Linked DNA regions of Homo sapiens: regions 2, 3, 4 and 5 are each linked to region 1. The links are chromatin contacts, found by Hi-C in ENCODE. All regions are on one chromosome and are shown on one strand. Each heading gives the region's core, a stretch centred on a gene start or an enhancer-like site at or near the end of the contact. The rest is flanking DNA. Distances are from core to core; before and after follow the strand shown.

What was found. A loop is a pair of places that touch in the nucleus more often than their neighbours do. Pooled maps may share reads with other maps.
Region 2: a map of B cell shows a loop between it and region 1 (12-fold over the local background). The contact joins the promoter of MRPL1 here to the promoter of SEPTIN11 in region 1. A Hi-C loop is called at or near these places in 1 of 168 maps with a recorded cell type or tissue (B cell), 3 of 37 single-sample maps with no recorded cell type and 9 of 50 pooled maps.
Region 3: a map of gastrocnemius medialis shows a loop between it and region 1 (3-fold over the local background). The contact joins the promoter of ART3 here to the promoter of SEPTIN11 in region 1. A Hi-C loop is called at or near these places in 1 of 168 maps with a recorded cell type or tissue (gastrocnemius medialis) and 1 of 50 pooled maps.
Region 4: a loop to region 1 is called in a map of gastrocnemius medialis, with 2.4 times the contacts of the local background. The contact joins the enhancer-like site here to the promoter of SEPTIN11 in region 1. A Hi-C loop is called at or near these places in 1 of 168 maps with a recorded cell type or tissue (gastrocnemius medialis), 16 of 37 single-sample maps with no recorded cell type and 8 of 50 pooled maps.
Region 5: a loop to region 1 is called in a pooled map, with 4 times the contacts of the local background. The contact joins the promoter of STBD1 here to the promoter of SEPTIN11 in region 1. A Hi-C loop is called at or near these places in 3 of 37 single-sample maps with no recorded cell type and 12 of 50 pooled maps.

What each region holds. Positions count from the first base shown.
Region 1 is chr4:76,948,434-76,951,026 of GRCh38, reverse strand. It overlaps SEPTIN11 (septin 11), which reads right to left and starts at 1,275. Exons shown (of 10, transcript NM_018243.4): 1 at 1,097-1,275. The coding sequence starts at 1,123. It overlaps LOC105377294 (a long non-coding RNA gene), which reads left to right and starts at 1,462. Exons shown (of 3, transcript XR_001741739.2): 1 at 1,462-2,064. RefSeq lists silencers at 981-1,290, 1,321-1,500 and an enhancer at 2,411-2,490.
Region 2 is chr4:77,861,552-77,864,144 of GRCh38, reverse strand. MRPL1 (mitochondrial ribosomal protein L1) reads right to left here and starts at 1,315. Exons shown (of 9, transcript NM_020236.4): 1 at 1,266-1,315. The coding sequence starts at 1,296. RefSeq lists enhancers at 768-867, 1,228-1,627.
Region 3 is chr4:76,073,434-76,076,026 of GRCh38, reverse strand. It overlaps ART3 (ADP-ribosyltransferase 3 (inactive)), which reads right to left and starts at 1,318. Exons shown (of 12, transcript NM_001130016.3): 1 at 1,208-1,318; 2 at 69-146. The coding sequence starts at 137.
Region 4 is chr4:76,198,462-76,201,054 of GRCh38, reverse strand. The region is part of intron 1 of SCARB2 (scavenger receptor class B member 2); the gene reads left to right. Among named protein-coding and RNA genes, the nearest start is that of SCARB2, 14 kb to the left of the region's middle. RefSeq lists enhancers at 945-1,004, 1,025-1,214. Within about 2 kb of position 1,279, at least 15 of the 41 ENCODE cell types and tissues checked have a DNase peak (open chromatin) inside an H3K27ac peak, as active enhancers do; they include gastrocnemius medialis, where a contact is called at or near this core.
Region 5 is chr4:76,305,427-76,308,019 of GRCh38, reverse strand. It overlaps STBD1 (starch binding domain 1), which reads right to left and starts at 1,287. Exons shown (of 2, transcript NM_003943.5): 1 at 1,031-1,287. The coding sequence starts at 1,250. The region is part of intron 6 of FAM47E-STBD1 (FAM47E-STBD1 readthrough); the gene reads right to left.

The sequences.
Region 1 (2,593 bases), core at 26-2,525:
GCTGTGGGAAAGGGAAGAAGAAAAAGGGAAGAGGAGGTGATAGACAGGGAAAGACATCGCCCGAGGCGCCCCCAAAGCCAGTAAGGCGAGTGGACTGTGAACATCGACGATGAAAAGGGGAAAGGGAAAACAGGAGGACTCCGCCTTTCCCACCCAGCTCCGCTCCTTTCAAAAAAAAGGAAAGGCCGCCGCCGCCCCTTCCTCCGCCTTTCACTTGGGGATGCGGAGCGGCCACTGAACCGCACCCTCGGAGTCCCGCTCCCCTCCGGCCCGGCCCCGGGGCGCGGACCGAGTCTTGCAACCCAGTAGGCGCGGCGCCTTGGCCCACACACTCGGGGCAAAGGTATCTCCTCCCTCCTACTCTCCTCCCTCCCGCCGTGGGGCACTCGATTCTTCACGCACCCGCCCGCCCTTCCTCTTCCTCGCGTCCCAGCCTCCTCAGCCCGCCGCCCCCGGCCTTTCAGCCGCAGAACATTTCAGTCCTTCCACCCACACCACAAGGGAGCCTCCAGAAAACTTTGTGTGTGTTATCTGGGGCTTTGTCCACATCCTGGGCAGGGCCCGCTCAGCCGGGTGGATGCCCGAGGGTGTCCGGGATCTCACAATGCGCTGGGGAGGCCACCACGGAAATCCCACCCCTCTGACCTGCTTCTACAGCAGTGCCACACGCAGCACTTCAGCTCGCAATTCCCATGCCCTGAGCGCCCCCTCGGCGCGGGGGAGACTGGAGGAAAGCCCCGAACCCGGCGCCCTTCTGGCTGTCACGAGGGAAGAGGTGCGCGGGCAGAGGGAGGCGGCTGAGACACGCCGCGCCTCAAAGAATTATTTTAAAGGGAACAGGAGAGGGGTCCTTTTTCTTTCGCATTCCCAGAAGAGGGGCGCGACGAGGCGATCCACTGTTGCATCACGTAACTGAGCCCCTGGGCTCCTAACCCCGACCCCAGACGCGCGCCCAAATTCGTGCACACACCCACAGCCGTCGCCGCCGCCGCGGGGCCGAGCACCCGCCCGGCTCCCCTGTGGTCCTCACCGCACCCGCCCCAGAGCAGAGACCACCCGGCGCCCGAGGAGCAGCAGGCGAGGCCCCAGCACTCACAGACGGTCTCCCCACGGCCACGGCCATCGCAGCTGCGGCACCGGCTCCGGCTGCGCCCGGGTGCTTTACGCCGACTCCGGCTGCTGCTAGTGCTCGGGCTCCGGCTCGCCTCCCTCGCGCCTCCCTCGCGGCTGCGCTCTGCTCGCCGGCGTCCCGCTGGCAGCCAGCGGCATCTGCTCCCCCCACGCCGCCGCCCCTCCCGCTTTATTAGAGCAACATGGCCACCCGCCTGGAAGGGACCATTCGCTTCCCCAGGAAGGGGTGTGAGCCTGCGCGCCCGGCCGCGGTGGTGGGCGGGAGGATGGTGGGCGGGCTCCGAGCCCAGCTCCACTGGCCCCGGCCGCGGGGCTCGCCCCTCCGTCCCCAAACGACCGTCTCCGCTGCCATGAGATGCCGACAGCCTGTGCGCTGGCCGCCACCCCCTGCTCCATCAGGTGCTGGAATCTGAGTAAAAGCCTGGGCGCGAGCTCCCAGCCCCGGGGCCTGCCACCGGCTCCACGAAGCGGGCAGCTCCAGCGGCCGCCGGGAGAAGGAAGGGCGACCGGGGGAGACGGGTCGCAGGGACAGCACGTGGCGGAAAGTTAGCCCCGGACTAGCACGCCCCACCCGGAGAAGCCGGCCTGGAAGGGGCTGCGGACCACCAGGCGGAGCGGTGGGCGACCGAAGTGCGGCTGGGCTGGCCTCCTCGTCTCCGCACTGGAAGAATTGCCCTTCCGCAAGTCTTCCCTTCCCACATGGGGGCCCTCCAGGCCGCACCTCGGTCGCCCACCGCTTCCCTTGAGAAGGGAGACTAAAGACAGGCATCTGGAAGCTGTCACTGTGGCGCGCGGGCAGACAGGGGATCCCATTGGAGAGGAAGAGCCGTAGTAGTCGCTGCTGCCTTCGGCCGACCCAACGGCCGCCTGCTTGGGAGGAAGAAAAAGAACGCCCCCGCTGAAGAATTAAGGCAGCCATTGGTTGCTCTAGGGGTAAGGACCGAGGCCTCCCCTGGGTGTCACTGGAGCAGCCACACGTGGGGGATCAGCCGACTTCATTCGATCGCTGGCGACAGACCCGGCGACCCGTAGGAATGCGCGCTGGGGCTGCGGCTGGAGGGCGTGGCGACGGCAACAGGCGGGTGGCTCGAGTGGGTGCGACTCTGGGCGCGTGGGACTGAGAACTCCTCCGCCGTGGGGAAGATTTTTTTCCCAGCAGATGTTGGGGTGTTACTGCGTGTCTGAGGGGCCGGCGGAATGGAGGGGTCCCGGTGCGTGCAGGGCAGCGAGGTGTGTCAGATGAGCTGTGGATCCCTGCGGCCCCACGTGGGCCGGAGAGGGGGGCCCACGACAACAAGCGATTGAGGACAGCGATGGACAGGGCGGGGAACCAGCTGGGTGGAAGCACAGGGAGTGTGGTGAGGAGGGAAGGGCTGTGATCTGCCCTCGGTACGACGCCCCAAGGGACAGCCTGGCCTCCTGAATTAGGGAAAAGACAACCGGTCTCTTTAGACGGGCGCCT
Region 2 (2,593 bases), core at 66-2,565, 910 kb before region 1:
CCTTTCAGAAATAATATACATTTTGGTTTGCTCACAAAGTAGGCATCAGGGTCTGTTGTTATCTCTTGTCACCCCTAATTTTTGAGCAATAACTCTCTTGACACAGTTTTCCTAAAAAGAAACTCAAAAAAAAAAAAAAAAAAACTGTGATGCAGTGTTAAATATACATGTATCACTGACCTAGGATTGCAAGCTTCAGTACTTCCTCTGCCATTTACTAGTTATATGAACTTGGCCACATATCTAATAAGTTCAGTTTCTTCCTCTGTAAAATGGGGGTAATGCTGGCTACTGCTTCTACCTAAAGACCTACCTAAATTAAACAATATATATCACTGGACTTCAAAAACACAAAATAAAAGCAAAAAGCGTTGCACAGGCCGGGCGCAGTGCCTCACGCCTGTAATCCCAGCACTTTGAGAGGCCGAGGAGGGCGGATCACCTGCGATTAGGAGTGCAAGACTAGCCTGGTCAACATGGTGAAACCCTGTCTCTACTACAAATACAAAAATTAGCCAGGCATGGTGGCACACGCCTGTAGTCTCTGCTACTCGGGAGGCCGAGGCAGGAGAATCGCTTGAACCTGGGAGACGGAGGTTGCAGTGAGCTGAGATCGCACCACAGCACTCCCAGCCTGGGTGGCAGAGCGAGACTGCCGTCTCAAAAAAAAAAAAAAAAAAAAATTGTTGCACAAGAAAGGGCTGTCATCGTAGACAAAAAGTTGAAATTATTAAGATGAAAAGAGGCGCTACCAAGAGGTACTACAGAATTAGCCCCCTCAAATGATAAACGTTGATCCAAATTAGACCACCTATGGAAGTTTAAGAACTGGAATCGCCTATAACGAAGTAATTCCGAAAGCACCAAAAAGCACTTTGAAAATTGCTCTAATTTACAGACTTAAGCCACTCAAATACATCATCTTTCCCTTATCAGAACTCACCTCACTTATCACACTCCACTACCCGCAGCCCACACCCCAGTATCAGAGACGACCCAGTCCTTGCCATGCCCATAGGTGGCTGGAGGGCGCTCGATGTACGTCCCGCTCCCACTCCCTCCCTCAGGGTGGACGTCTCCAGAATGGAGTGAAACCCTTCATAAGGTCACTTTTAAGTAGTAATGACCCACCCTCTGAAAAACCTAGAGACCAGAAACAGCACGAGGCATTTTCAGCACCCAGAGCAGAATCCGCCTTGCACTCTGCTGCAACCAGAGACTCGGTGCCAGAGCCATTTCCCCTGCAAGACAACCCCTCGCCTTACCTCTACCCATGCACCTTACGGCCGCCGCCATGTTGGGCACTCCGGATTGCGTTCACGAAATTGTTCCTACGTTTCTACTGGGAAGAATTAAAAAAAGGTTCCGTTCTAGAATCCGCAAAGAGGGAAGGAGTTAAAAAGAGAAAGAGGAACGGGGCGGGGACCAAAATGAGCTTTGCTGCCGGCGTGGCGGTGTTACTGTTAGTCCTCCGTGTTGCCCAGGACCCTGTGTGTTTCGTGGTTCCGGTATGGCTGGTTAACCACCTTCGGGAAAATACGATCCTGTTGGCGATGCTGTGATTATTTTAATCCTTCCTTCTTATTCTTTTTCTTTTTTGATCCTGCAAGTGTACTCAGAGCGACAATTTTAACAGGCTGTGAGAGTACTTAATACCCAACGTAAAATCTTGAAAAACAGGAACCCTGAAACCCACTAGCTTCCTCCGCCACTTTTCCGGCCTTGGAAAGACTTATTTTAAAAATTCTCTAGGCGTTTTCGCCGCTACCCGAGGGAGGTGTCCAACTCACTGACAAACTTTTTTTGCTAATTGTCAAACTTTCTGTCAGCGCAAGATCAACCTTAGCTTTAAAATCTTAAATTAATCTCTACATTTACCCCCTGCTGGCAAGCGAGTAGACTTACCATTAGGATCAATTGAATAATAATACTTGACATTTATAAAACATTTCTAGTTTTAAAATGGCAGCTCCAAGACCCACGCACAAGTTATTCTGATAGGAAAAAAAAACAAAAACAAAACAGAATGAGTGTACTTTCCATTACGTCACAGCTGTCGGTGTGGTTTATCTAAAACAAATCTGATTACGGATTTTATCACTTCCCAGCTTACCTCCCCCACAACACACACACACACACACACACACACACACACACACACACGTTTCTCACCTCCATAACTTGGTTCATTCTATCTTCTCTGCTTCGTGTGTACCGTACCCTACATCACCTAGGTAACTTTTTAAAGATTTCGCCTCAGGCTGTGTTTCTTTTAAACAGTTTTGAGATATAATTTACATAGCATACAATCTACCAATTTAAATTGTACAATTAAATGGTTTTTAGTGTACTCAAAGAGTTGTGCAGCCATCACCACAATATATCAGTTCTTGTCACCAGTCTGAGCTTTTTATGGGTAGAAACCATCTTACTCATTTTTGTAACCTCAGCACATACTTCAGTGCCAGGCCCATAGGAGGCTCTCAGTAAATGTTTGCTGAATAAATGAATATATGCATACATGAATTAGTGACTCAATTAGAATGGCAAGCCTGCAAAATTAACTTGCTTCAATGAAGCTGCCCACAGGCAG
Region 3 (2,593 bases), core at 69-2,568, 880 kb after region 1:
CCGTCTCAAAAAAAAAAAAAAACGAATTTCCATTCCAATGACCACATGCTTCCCATTCCCAACATTACCTGGAAAATGTCCACTAGAATCATGGTTGCCAGCAGCATGGTGACTATTTCAAAATGTCCCGTCTTCATTTTTCTCTTCTAAATTAAAATAAAGAAATTTCAATTCAGTAGACTCAAAAAAGAGGTGTAGGGAAGTAGAATAGGATGACACTGCGTATTTTTTCATTTAGAATGTGAGTGGATAGCATGATGGTCAGGAAGTGATTATCAATAAATTCCTAACGGGCTACAAGAGCCATTAGGCTTTATCTAGTGGTCTAATGCTCTCATTCTACAGACGAGGAAACAAAAACACCTTAGAATTTCAGTGATTTGCTCAAGATTAAATCTGTGCATTTCCATACTCCTCCAGACATGTCATCTCTCCCACCACAGTCACTGGGAGTCATATTTTCTTCCCATCTCTAAATCTCCCCTCAGCGTGCACAGGAAATAACACAATCAGACTAAAAAACAGCAGTCTCAAATTGGTCCCCTAGCTCCCAGTTTCTAAGAATTCCCCAGGAATATGTCCATGCACATTATCCATTCTTCTATCCTCTTTGCACATTGTCATGCCCTTTTGAGTGGGACAGAGGAGATGATGAGGTCAGTAGTGGTACAAAGCAGTGGATTGTCAGAGATGGCCCCCTTCCCCCAAATACAATCAAGAGAAGCCCGAGGGTAAAATAAGTGTCTTACATAACTTTCTGAAGGCGGGAACAAGAATAAGAAGGAACTGGGTAGGCAGCAATTCTAAGATTATACAACTATTGGCCGAATGCCTAATATTCATCCCAGTATTTATGATAATGTAACTCAAATGAAGCTTCTATTTTACCCTACCAATCACCATATTCTGGATTCTAAAAATGAGAATGAACAGCACAGGGGAAGGGAGAAGTCTTCCCTTTTATAGATCATTTTGGCCTCAGTTTCCCATATTTCTTCAGAAGCAGTTTTGTTTTGTTTTTACTAAAAATACTAAAATATAGTACCAACATGCTACTTTGTGTTAAACTTCTCTTTCCAAAAAAGATTTGAATATAAGATGATAGATATCTGTCACAAGGCAATATGTTTTAAGCAAGCTTTGATCAGGATTTTCCTAAAAATTGTTCATTTCTTTAGTCTGAGTGTAAATAAGTCAAAAGGTTTACCTGGCTTTTGTGCCTTTGGAGGAAGTTTAAGTGATGCTAGGCCTCAAACTGACTCCCCACTCTCAGTTGTGGTAAGCAAGTCTTCAGGATGGGATGTTGTTGACAGTGAGAGCTGAGACAGGAATGCTTTTCTTTTTATAAACACCCCCAGCAGTAGCTTGGCAGTGGCACACTACGCTACTTGTGTTCTGCTATTTATATCTGGCCCCCCCACACTATGCCTTGGAATCACTGCTGTTAACACTTTAAATCTCCAAGAGGCTTGTAAAGCCATAGCAATTCCCTTTAGCCACACAGCACATTCAGTTCTGAGCCCACAGTTCTGGGCTTCTCTCAGAGAGAAATGACTTCCCATTCCTAATCCTTTGACACTGAGATATCAAACTAAAGCATGGATTTTACTCTAGGCTAAGTGATTCACATAACTAGGGAAACTTGCTCTGTTAATCACTGGCAATGGTGACAGCTATCACCATTCGCTCAACTAGCTTACTATATTTCAGGTACCTCGTCAGGAGTCGGGATACATAAGCAAGTAAAACAAAGTACTAAAAAGCACTCAAAATCTAATAAAAAACATGAATACGCATACTTAACCAAAATACAACATGTTAAGAATCCCAAGTATAGACAAAGTCCAGTGATAACATTAAGGAGGGAAGGATTTGGTAATGCCTGCAACTACAGCTGTCATTTGAGTAACGCATACATGGTAAATATACTGACTGCAATGCTGAGGAACACTTAGGGTTCACTGACTGTGGATTTAAAAAACACAAAAATGTCCAAAGAAATTCACGCATACATACACCAAAATACATTAATAGAATGTTGATAGTAGCACTATTCATAATAACCCCCAAACTGGAAACCAAATATCCATCAACAGTAGAATGGTTAGACTGTAAGTGAAATTTTATATAGCAATGAAAACGAACAAACTCTGACCATATATAACAATGTGGATAAATCTCACAAACAAAATTTTGAGTAAAAAAAGAGATACAAGCATGTTTATACTGTATGATTTAATTTATATCAAGAACAAAATTAGGCAAAACACTTCCAAGGCATGAGAAGTCAGAATAGTGGTCACCCTGGGTAGTAGCTAGTAACTGGAAAGGGCACAGAGGAGCATCTGAGATGTTAGCTGGGTTCTGCTTTTTGCTATGGATGCCAATTACATTGACAAATTCAGTTTGTGAAAATTCAGTGAGCTATATACTTATGATATGTGTTTTTTTTGTACACACATATATTACTTCAAGAAAACATTTTAAATTATCATGAAATACACCTATATTTACAAAATCCAACTCTACTCTTTAGAATAGAGATATGTTCCAACCTTTTCCCACCTCACTGGCTTGGCAATCCAAGATTAAA
Region 4 (2,593 bases), core at 30-2,529, 750 kb after region 1:
GTTGCATCAGATCACAACAGGTCAAGGACTGTGGACTTTATCCTTTGAGCAGGGGTGGAGTATCTGTTCCCTTAGGCACTTTTGACAGGCTTCTCTGAAGCCTGAGATGGATGAAGCATTTGAAAGGAAAAAGGCTGGAGAGAGGGAGACCAGTTAGGAGCCTACATACAGTATTGTCACAGTCCAAGCCAATGATGAAATGTGCCTTGGGGTAGAAATGGGGAAGAGGAGGAGGTGAAATCAGCAGGACTTAGTGATCAACTAGGGGAGAAAATCATGAGTCCATTTTGGTCATGTTGTCTTGGAGCAGCCTGTGAGATGTTTAGATGGGGGAATTTTATCACAGATCCATGCTACTGGAAGGATCTAAATAATTTCAGGCATAAGCTGTTTGTTAGGCTGAATTACTGAGTCTTGCACATAATTTTTCACTCCCTGTTACATGCATGTTGGTTTTGTGTCCTTAGCTAAATTTCTTCTTACAGACAGGGCCTATGCCTGTTTGCAGGGCATAGTCCGGGCACATAGAAAGCTCTCAGTAGGTACATATTGGGTGATTAACTGAAAAGTATGTTTTTTAGTCCAATTATTAATTTAGCTGTTGACACTGTGAATTCACCATAGAACTTGATAATTTTCCAGTATTTTGTTTTAGTGGTAGTGCCACAGTATTGTGCGTGGAAAAATTCATTATGTTCGTCTTGGTTAAAACTAATAAGCAACAGTTATATTGTGACTCCACAGTGCCACTCTTAATATCCAGAGTCACACTGTAAAACTGATTTAAGGCCTTATGTTGCTTTTTCATTTAGTGTAACTAAGAAGACTCAGCTGATTACAAGGTTTGTCTGGTGGCTGTCATCACCACAGCAGAACCCTCGGTGAGGAAGATCAGTTGTTCCCAAGCCATGGCTTTCTGTTCAGACTGGCAAAGGGCGCCTTTGAGGGGGACACTAGCTCGTTGTATCTGGCGGAATGAATAACTTCCTGTGCCAGACAGTCCGCGGTCTTGAGGCTGAGGTTATTATTTGTTAGTTTCTCAGGCCTTCCTTTGCCGAGCAAGCTCCTGGGAGTGCACACTTGAATGCCCTGAGGATCAGAAATAGAAGGGGCAGAAATTAAAAGTTTAAGTCAAAACAGAGCCCTCTCTGGGCCATCTTGTGGCAGGAGGTTGAGGTGCTTTCTTTGGACCCATTAGCATACTGGGGCTGCGCGGCTGCCTGGAAACTCTAGAGTTGAACTCTCCCTTTTTCGGTTCCTCACCTGTGGGCTCCTTACTAGGAGCTGACAGTGACCTCACGCAGCTGCCCTAGTTTCCTTTCCTCCAGATGGCACGGGTAACACTCGAGGAAACCCTGAGAGTTCAGAGTCCAACTTATGGCTTCTCCATAGTTTCACTGTCCCTCTGGGCTAGAGTTGCCAAATAAAATAAAATACAGGACAACCAGTTAAATTTGAATTTCAGATAACAAATAACATTTTAGTATGAGTCTGTCTCGTGTGATATTTCGGTTCAGTCCGATGTATCAGTTGTTAATGTCCTGCCATATTTATCTCTCTGATGCACTTTTTCTTGAATTATTTGAAGTAAGTTGTAGATATCACACACTTTGTTCCTAAATCCTTCAGCATGCATCTCCTATGAATAAAAACATTTTTGATGTAGCCCATGCAATATTTGGGACATAATTATATTATAAAATTATTTGTTGTTTATCTGAAATACAAATTTAACTGGGTATCCCAGGTTTTATTTGCTAAATCTGGCAACTCTACCCTCAGGGTGCCATGGGGTGGCAGCTGCTGGATGGGTGAGTAAATCTGCACTCCTGGACTTGGTCAGATTTGATTTCATTTACTGGCTTTGTGACTTGGGACAGCCAGTGCCACCATTTCTTTGTCTGCAAAATGGGGATTTTTATTTTGTAGTGTCAGTGTAAAACTCAGAGATAAGGTACATTATAAAGCCCCTAGCATAGCACCTGACTTTAGCAGACTCACAGTAGATTGCAGCTGGCGTGGCAGTAATGGTAACTGAATAGTAACTGCCATTCTCTGAGCTGAAAGTGAGAAAATAAAAATAAAGACACACTGTTTTAGAAATGTTAGCAGCTGTATTTACAACTTCCCTCTGTTCTCTCATTCCCCATCTCTCTTCCTACTTAGTGCATTCGCATGAGCACACACACACACACACACACACACACACACACTCACTCACTCTCCAGCACGTGATCTACTCTGGGATTGACAGAGGGTTTCCTGACAAACATCCAACTTGTAAGGTGGAGGAAAAGAGACATATGAAAGCAGCAGGAAAAGCCACCACTCTTGAGGGCAAGATTTGAAGGGAGTAAAAGGGGCTATGAGGATTTGTCTGAGTGCTGGTGACTCAACTAAGAAGTGGCCAGGCAGAGAAGGGCTGTGGGGGTGGAGGGAGACAGAGGAGAAGCCCCAGCTGTAACATGGTCTGGGTTGGTTATGACTCTGGCATGCTGCCAAGGACAGTTTTTATTGTTCTTGTTTTTCATTTGCTTTGTTTCATTAAGAAGTCAAATGTACTAAATGTTTATTTCTATCCTGAAAGTTGGAG
Region 5 (2,593 bases), core at 38-2,537, 640 kb after region 1:
GAAGTGAGAATGAACAAATATTATTCTGGATTCCCAACTTTTCAACCTAAAGCATGAGATTGGTCTTCAGAAAAAAGATAAGTGAACTGTCTAGGCATCCCAGACCAATCACAGTAAAGGCACACGGGCAGATTTTCATATGGCTGCACATGAACACCACTGGGCTAAAAATAAAGTTCACAGATGTCATTTTCACCATTAGGCTTCTGTCCAGGCATGGGCAGCTTGCCAAGGGAGGGCACTGGACGGTAAGCTTTTCTGCCAGTGTTCGCTCTCTGCTTAGCAAACGGTCCCTAAAATACAGAAATTTAAACCCAGATGTCAATTCTACTCATCAGGGTTGGGTCCCCTATTTAAGTAGTCCCTTCCTAGGGATGACTATCCGGCCCTATTCTGGGGCAGCGTGGAGGGGACTGCCGACAGTGCTGAAAGGGGTGACCAAGGCACATCCCCAGGGCCTCAGCCACAGCCTTCATGGCCAGAGTCCAACCTGAACTTTGCCTTCCTAAAGAAGCATCCAGATAGCAGGAGGCGCCCGCAGTTCGGGTGTTCCCAAACCCAGCTCTTCATGGGCTGTGCGATGGGAGGATGTCAGACTACCCGGATTGGGACTTAGAAAATGTCCCTGCTTGGGCAGAGATCGAAGAGGCTTGTAGGATCCCCTAAACCTAAGCCCCCCTTTCCAAAGGCCGGGAAGGGGCGCCGCCACTGCAGCCGCCCGCACTGCACCAAGCGCCGCCAAGTGGAGGAGCTCATCCCCGCCGGAGGGGCAGGACCAAGTCCTCAGGCGCGGGCGCTGAGGGACTCGGCAAGGGCGCGGCCCTTGGAGGACCAGACAAGAAACCTGCCTGCGCGTACCAACCAGCCTGGGAAACCGAGGGGCGTGGGGATGGCCCAGTCCCCTTAGGAGAGCCCGTCCGCAGGAATGGGCCCCTAGGAAAGCTCCAGGTGGGTTTGTCTCTTTGCTCCCTTCCTCGATGAACCTCAAAGCTCTGGCAGATGTGCCCTGGAGTCACGGGGGGAAGAATACCTGGTTTGGTGACCAGCTCCTGCCCGGAAGGTCCAGGGCTCAGTCCGCTGCTGCCACTCTGATGGCCTCCCGGAATCGCAGCTCCCCCAAGAGGGGCGTCTTTCTCCTGCTCCGCATCCCCGTCCTTCCCGGTGTCGCCAGGGCCGCCCCGCAGCAGCCAAACGAAAAGTGCTCCGGCCAGACCCCCTCCAACCAGCAGGGCGGACCAGACGGCGCCCATGGCTGAGAGGCCGCGGCCGCAGGAGACTACAGGGACTGGGACCGGGGCTCAGGTCACGCACACAGAGCCACACCTACCCCGCCCGCTCCAGCCTTTTACGGTTTCTGCGCCGGGCACTCCGGCGGAGCCCGGCCCTGAGCGACCAGTACTCAACTTTCCCAGCCCCGCCCCGCTCCCCGCCCCTGGGCTGCAGCCCCGGGCTCCCTCCCGGGGAAGACTCCAGCGCTCTTCTGTCCCTACACTTTCTGTTCCCGGCCTTGCCAGTTGCCAGCGGCCAGGGGCGCAGGGGTCGGCGTTCCACGTGTGTCCCGCGTGAAGAACCCAAGTGCGCACAACTGCCCCGCGCAGCCGGGACCTGCCCCACCGCCCTTCCTTCTTCCGCCTGCTGCCCGCGAGGCCCAGCCCTGCCTCGGCCCGCACCGGGCACCTCGGCGCCTTCTCCCCAGGGAAGCTCAGCAGCAACGCGGTCAGCTAGAGGCCGAGAGCTTCCTGGAACTTAGAGGTGGGAGAGGCCGCGGGCGTCGGTGACGCGCGGGCTGGAGCGCGGGCTAGAGCGGTGGCGCGTTCGGGTGGGATGGGTGGCCCGGAGGACGGCGGGCGCGGTGCGGGGAAACTGGGAGCCCTAGTGGAAGCTCCGCTCCGCCGCCAGCTCAGCGCGCTTAGCCTCCCCAAGCTTCCGCCTCCTCGCCTGTAAAATGGAAGGACTGGACTGAGGACCATCCATCTAAAGATGCCAGTCAGCTCAATCACATCCAGTCTCGTCCTCTTTGGGCGTGTATGGCTGCTGCGAAATGCGCACGCATCTGTATGAACTGGATGTTGTCCATGGACGAGCTCCTACAGATAAGTTTGTTAATAAAAACAGCAGCTCTTTATTAAGCACTGTCTGTATTCCGGATGTTTTAAGTGTGTATTTAATTTAATCCTCACAAGACAACAACCCTGTGCGGTGTTATATATATTTCTTTGTAAATCCTTTCCTCTGCTGATCTGATGACTTTGCACAACAGCTTCAAGCTGATGATCCCCACGTCTATGTCTGCAGCTCACACCTTTCCCTTGGACTCCGACATTCAACTGCTAAAGGCCACAGATACCAAACACCTGCCTTGGAGTAATTGCTATAATTGCTCTCTCTGGTAGGGCAAATTATCTAATGTGCCCCTTGCTCCGAATGGACAGTAGCCCTTAACGGGGTGCAAGGTTCTGCCAGTGGGGTTACTGGAAGGCTGATGCACGCCTTGATGCAGGCCACAACTTCTGTAATCATAAGAGAGGAGGTAGAGGAGAGGTGAGGGCGAAGACTGCCTACTGGGCATCTCCTCGTGGATGTCTAATAGACA